Linked DNA regions of Mus musculus: region 1 is linked to region 2. The links are chromatin loops, found by intact Hi-C in ENCODE. Cell type or tissue: left cerebral cortex. All regions are shown on one strand. Each heading gives the region's core, and the rest is flanking DNA. Links, peaks and the distances in the headings are about the cores only. Region 1 overlaps Ptprm (protein tyrosine phosphatase, receptor type, M). Region 2 has its middle 120 kb from the start of Gm36152.

The links. A loop is a pair of places that touch in the nucleus more often than their neighbours do. Peaks named below come from ENCODE experiments on the same cell type or tissue, not always from the same donor. Only the 100,000 strongest peaks of a DNase experiment are listed, where the experiment ranks them.
Region 1: a loop joins it to region 2, with 3 times the contacts of the local background. A loop is called at or near these places in 7 of 42 quality-filtered maps.

The regions. Positions count from the first base shown.
Region 1 is chr17:66,753,904-66,756,817 of GRCm38, reverse strand. The region is part of intron 18 of Ptprm (protein tyrosine phosphatase, receptor type, M); the gene reads left to right. Among named protein-coding and RNA genes, the nearest start is that of 1700016K05Rik, 41 kb to the right of the region's middle. In left cerebral cortex, for the core only: a CTCF peak has its summit at 1,279 (motif pointing right); DNase peaks (open chromatin) are centred at 1,267 and 1,505.
Region 2 is chr17:67,475,995-67,478,908 of GRCm38, reverse strand. No RefSeq gene overlaps it. Among named protein-coding and RNA genes, the nearest start is that of Gm36152, 120 kb to the right of the region's middle. In left cerebral cortex, for the core only: no CTCF peak of the experiment used is centred there; a DNase peak (open chromatin) is centred at 1,500.

The DNA.
Region 1 (2,914 bases), core at 245-2,744, 720 kb after region 2:
TTACCAAATGCTTCCTAGAAAGGCGATGCTGTCGTAAATGTCACAGAGCAAACAGGGAAGCAGAGAGGTTGGTGCTAGAGCTGCGGAGCAGACTGAGCAGCCACTGAGAGCATGGTGTAGCACGCTCTCTGCAGAGAGATATCATGGTGTAGAGTGCTCACTACAGAGAGATGCTAGAGCCAGAAAACAGCAAAGAGGACGATAGCGCCGGCCAAGAGCTTCAGGTTTCAGAATGTGATCCAGGAGGTCCTTCTGGGAGGGCACGATGCAGGCCAGAACCTGAAGCAAAGGATGAAGTATCCACTGTGGGCAGTGAATGCCAGGTGAGAGCAGGAGGCCAGTGTGGCCAGAGCAGAGAGGTGGGAGGGAAATTTCAGGCATGAGACACTGGGCTGGCTACAGCGACAAACCTGACAGGCTCTCTACTCTTTCGAACCCAACAGTCGCAGGGCAGGAGTTGGGGGAGCCGTGGAAGAAATTAAATGATTTTATCTGATTACCCAGGGGAGCGGGATATACTTTAAGGGCATATCCAATGGTACATGATTCAGTTGAAACTTGAACTGTGGAGACCGACTTATTTGGAGATGTGGGGGAAGGCCTCTCTGAAGATGTAGCACAGAACATTACAGGATAGATCGGTAACAACCCTATTATACTGCCACAATGAGTATGAGGAACTGAGGAAAAGTTGGTGGTTGGAATGGGAAAGTGAGGGTTAAACGATATGGGTGAGTGGGGGGTCCAAACCCTGTTCTAGAGCACATAAAGGCATTTACTCTTTATCGTGCAAGCAAGGGAATTTTACTAAATGAGAATTTGTTCTTAATCAAACAGGCATTGGAAATTTTTCTAATCAAGCTGTGAAACAGAAAATCTATCAAAAAAAAAAAAAATCACCCAGTTAACAGATCTTAAGTAGCCCTCATGAGAAAATGTATGTTGTAGATTGAAGGAAAGTAACTTAACAACTAAACCTCTAGATAGAATGTGGAGGCCCTCCCATACCTCCAAATAAGCCGGTCCCCACAGGTCAAGCTTCAGCTGAATCATGTGCAGTTAGATGGTCCCTTAATGTCCCTTAATGGACAGGTGGACTATGTAGTCAAATGAGAACACGTCTGAAGAAGAGATCAGATGTGTCCTGAGGTTGGCAGTGACATGGGAAGCTAGTGAGTGCAGCTTGGGGACATTTCAGAGCATTCAATTGAGCTGTGAGTGGACGGTTAAAAGAACTGCTCTGAGAATGGCCACAAGGGGGCCTAAGTACCAGAAATGAATTAGTGGGTCATTTGGCAGATACACAGGTCAGATGGGAAGGCTGGAAGCAAAGCGAGAGTCTGGAGGGGCACATGGAGACCCTGGGACCCACACAGGGGAGGGGGAGGCTGTAAGAGTGGGCCATGCACACAGAAGCTGGGTGATGCTGGAGTCCTGATGGGAAACCTAGTTCCATAAAAACTGACTTGATGCAGATTGATGCTGGCAGCACGCACATCCTTGCTAAGAAGGGGAAAAAAGTCCTTTCTGAGTCTGCCCTCTGCTGGAGCAAGCCTGCTTCCCCAATGCATCAGTATCTGGGCTTGGGCTGCTTGGCTTCATCTCCCCTCCCCTCCATCCCCATTACTTTAACCAGAAACCCAGTTTTGATGGCCCAGGTCAAAGGTCATTTTCCCAGGATTTTTATAGTGGAGCAAAATTCTTCTCTCTCTGCTAATTGAGCACCAACAGGTCTATAAAGCCTATTTGCAGCTGGCATCCTCTCGGAGGCAGTGGGAGAGAAGAGATAGGGAGGAGCTGAAGTGCAGGGCCCTTTAGCATTACATTCAAGTGGACGGACAGCTGATGTGGATCAGAACAGCACATCCAGGAAACTGTGGGATAAAACCAGAAAGTCGAGAAGACCTAGAGTCAGGGGTCCCTGCTGGTTCTGAGCAGTACCGAGTAAGACTGGCTGAGGAGGTAAATGGAGAAGCCACAAACAAGGCAAGGCAGCAATCTACTGACAGCAGGATGGGGTCTTCATGCAAAGCTCCCTGAGGTCAGACCGGGGTCCTCCTCAGAGCCCGTGTGTCTGGGGGAAGCAAGTGGAGGCAGACAGCAGGGGGAGTATGCGAAGCACCCCTCCTGGTAGTGCTCACTGGGACCCTTTCCCAGTCTGTACCTTGCTACAGGTGCAGCAGAGTCCTTGGCCAAAGGTAACTACAGAAGGAGCGACACCTTTCTTTGCAGAAAACAGCTAGGGCATTAAATTAATGTTGCGTCACCTCTCAGAGGCCAGATGTCGCTTCTGGTCGCTGTGATTCCAATTCAATACCTAACTGTGTCATCAATAATTAACTGAGAGAGAGAATTGGTTAGAGATGAAAGCTTGTCAATTGCAGGCTCCTGTTCTGCCGCCATGGGAATACTTGACCATGCGTGAATTAAAGCTGTAAAGCCATTCCCAGTGTCACTCCTTGTAACAGGAAGTGGGAGAGCCTATGTAGCTACTTAGCAGTATTTTTAAATAATGTCATTTGACAAAAAGGTTTAAATACCATGTTTAGAGGACTTAGGGCATAAAGACCTGATTTGATCCTTTTGTATTTTTTTCTTAATTCCTCAATGGCTTTCTGAGGACTTTTTTCTTTCCATTGATACATAATAATTCTATGTATTGATGACAGTACAGTATGGCTATCCAGTTCATATGCACATTATATAAGTGATTAGCCTTTTTCCATCCTTATATGTTTATCAAGGAACTCTGAATCCATCTCTTCAAGTTCCTGACAAGTATATAATAATTGTTGTGAATAATAATCGTCACCATCATGCTATAGAACATGAATATGGACTCCCCCTGTCAACTATAACTTGGCACCTTGTTCAGCATCTTTTCTTCCCCTCCCCCCTTCCTGGATCCACCCAT
Region 2 (2,914 bases), core at 180-2,679:
GTTTGGCCTGCCCACCCTTGTGCCATCAGACCCTTGTCGTGGGCACTGAGAGCTTGTCTAGATTAGACACCAACCAGATCCAGATCTGGTGGCATGGTCAGGTTGAACAGTGTGCAGGCAAAGCTCCTACTGTGAGCCAGTGGTAGGGTGTGGCTTCAGTCTTTCCACAGCCCTCTAGCTAAATACCCAGTTTTTCAGATTCCTTTCATCCAGGCTTGTGAAAAGAGCCATCTCCTCTTCCGTCCCTACCTATATCCCAGACAGACTTTCATCCTCCGCCTGTTCAGGGCTGTCCTCAGCTGTCCCCATTCCCAAATGCCTCGATCACACCCGTGGCCATTTTCCCCATCCCTTATCTAGTAGCCTTATATACTAGGGCACAGCAGCTGTAAGGCTGAAGGTCTACAGGCTGCATTCTATCCTCTGCAGACTTCTGGGGCAGAGCACAGGGCCTATCTGCAGAGTATGGCCTCTGCTCATGGGAACATTGTCCGTTGGACTAGAAGGATATGCATAGCCTGGGCTCCTGATAACAGCTGGCAGATTGGAGTGCGTGCCAGTCACCACACCCTTGCCCTGAGAGTGTGCTCATTCAGTAGCCACAGCATCAGATTTCTTGTTCAGTTGTTCAGGGGCAATTGTATTCTTTCTCTAAATTTTTAATTTTGAGTACTTTTAGGTTTAAGGTTACCCAAACCACATGGACTCTACTTCGCACTCTTCAGGATGCTTTTCACGAATGTTCTCTAGCCTTTGCATGATGGTCTTTCCTGTGGGTGCATGTATGGGTGTGTGCACATGTGGGAGACCAGAGGTAGACATCAGACTTTATTAGTTCACTATATCACGATCCAGAGAGCACGATTCAGAAAATACTTCTAACAGTAAAAGTAAATGAGAAAGGGATACGCAAAGAAGTAGATAGGCTGCCTGTTACTTGGAGAGCTTCATGCAAGCCAGTGTTATCTAGGAAGAGTAAACCTCAATCAAGAAACGGCTGCAGGGGTATTTTCTTCGATAATGACTAAATGTTTGAATGCCCATCTACTGGGTAGGTCGATCTGGGTTGTATAAGAAAGCAGCTTGAGCAAATCACGGAGAGCAAGCCAATGAGCAGCACTCCTCCATGGCCTGTGCATTGGTTTCTGCCTGTCTTCCTTCCCTGGCTTTCCTGGGTTATGTACAATAACCTTGAGGCTGAAATAAATACCCCCCTACCCACTCTCTGAGCCACCCAGCCCCAGTCGCCTTTCGGCATGCATGGCTTATCACAACGATGGAGAAGCAAATGCAGGCCAGACTAGTTAAAAGCCTGACTTCCGATTTCTGAAGAGCTTTGCAACCTCCCTCGTAGCAACCCTACCACCTCTCTGCATCAGTTTATTGTCCCACTCACTCAATGGCAATCCCAGAAGCCCTAAAGCTTTTAAGGATCTGATGTGAGCACGGCGCCCCGCCACCTAGCAAGTTCTGACATATGGTTTTTGGATAGCAAGCCACGTTTTCTTTAATTTGAGCAAAGTGGCAGACAAGTCTTTTCTACGGGCCAGATATAAATATTTTAAGCTTCGGGGGCCATCTGCAGTCTCTGTCACTTCCTCTCCTCCTCTTTTTGTCACTATCAGCTAAACAGGCGATATCATAAGGAACATTGCAAACTCACCGTGCCTTCATTGGTCGGCCCTGGTTTAGTTGAAGATCGAAGACTGGGTAACATGAAGCATGATACAAGCTTTGGCCTCCACATTTCTTCTCTATGAAGCTGTTGAGCCTGTCAAGAGGGAGAAAATGGAGAGTGGCCTAATTAAGTCATATGTGCCCTCCATTCAACTTTTAAGATATGAGATCGGCAACATGGCCCTGGCGACTTTTCCCCTGAGCACCAGAGCAGCTACCAGGGATTCCTGTGTGCCATCCCGTCTGGAGACTTATCAGCACCGATGGACTATTTCTTCTGGGGCTCAATATGCTACTTCCTAGGTTCTAGTCTTCCCGGCGGTTTGATATGGCCTGAAGGTTTCATCCTTGCCACGTGGCCCAGGGTGCACTTGGCAATGTCACTTCTTTTGCCCAAATAGTCACAGATCAGATTCTGTCCCTTGGGCCTTCTTCCAGTCGCCATCTGAAGAGATGGAAGCCAAGAGCCATAAGACAGAAAGAGCTGAGATCTTGGAATGGCCACCGGAACCGGAAACATCCACAGGCAACCGCAACGGGAGAACAAGCGATCCTTTATTCTTTGAGCCACTGGCACTCTGGGGGTCGTCAGAGCAGCCAGCCGTTGACGTATAACAACCTGAGCTGCGGTTTCATGACTTTTCTAAATGTGCGTTTATTCCTACGTGATCCACAGAAGGACTCTGTAGTTTGAAGATTAGACCAAATGATAAATAACTGTGTATCAGTTCCCTTTGAGTCACCATGACCATGACACACCAGATAGAGCAGCCGAAGAGAGGAAAGGTTTGCGGCTGTGAAGGTGTGGAAAAGGCAGCTTGAGTCATCGCAGCCGAAGTATGAGGCTGTTCACATTAGGGTGGAACAGGAGACAGATTTTGGGGAACCAGGATCGGATAACACCTTCAAAGGCCTACTTCTCCCATTTAGGTCCCATCTCTCCCCCAAAAAATTAGTGTGCCAGCTGGGAACAAGTGTTTATAAAACAGGAGCAGAGGAGGGCACCTTTGAGATTCAAGCCATGGCATCATGTCACATTCTGTAGCTTGCTCCTCTATCTCACTCCAAGGGATGGTTTCGAAATCGATCCACATTGGTCAGCATTCAAGTTCTCACAATGTTAATTATTTATTTGATTTTAAATAAGCTACCCCAGGCCCATAAAAACGTGTGAAAATATTTGAATGAACATATTTAAACGATAATGCCTTCCACTCTCTGAGAGAAATCTTAATTG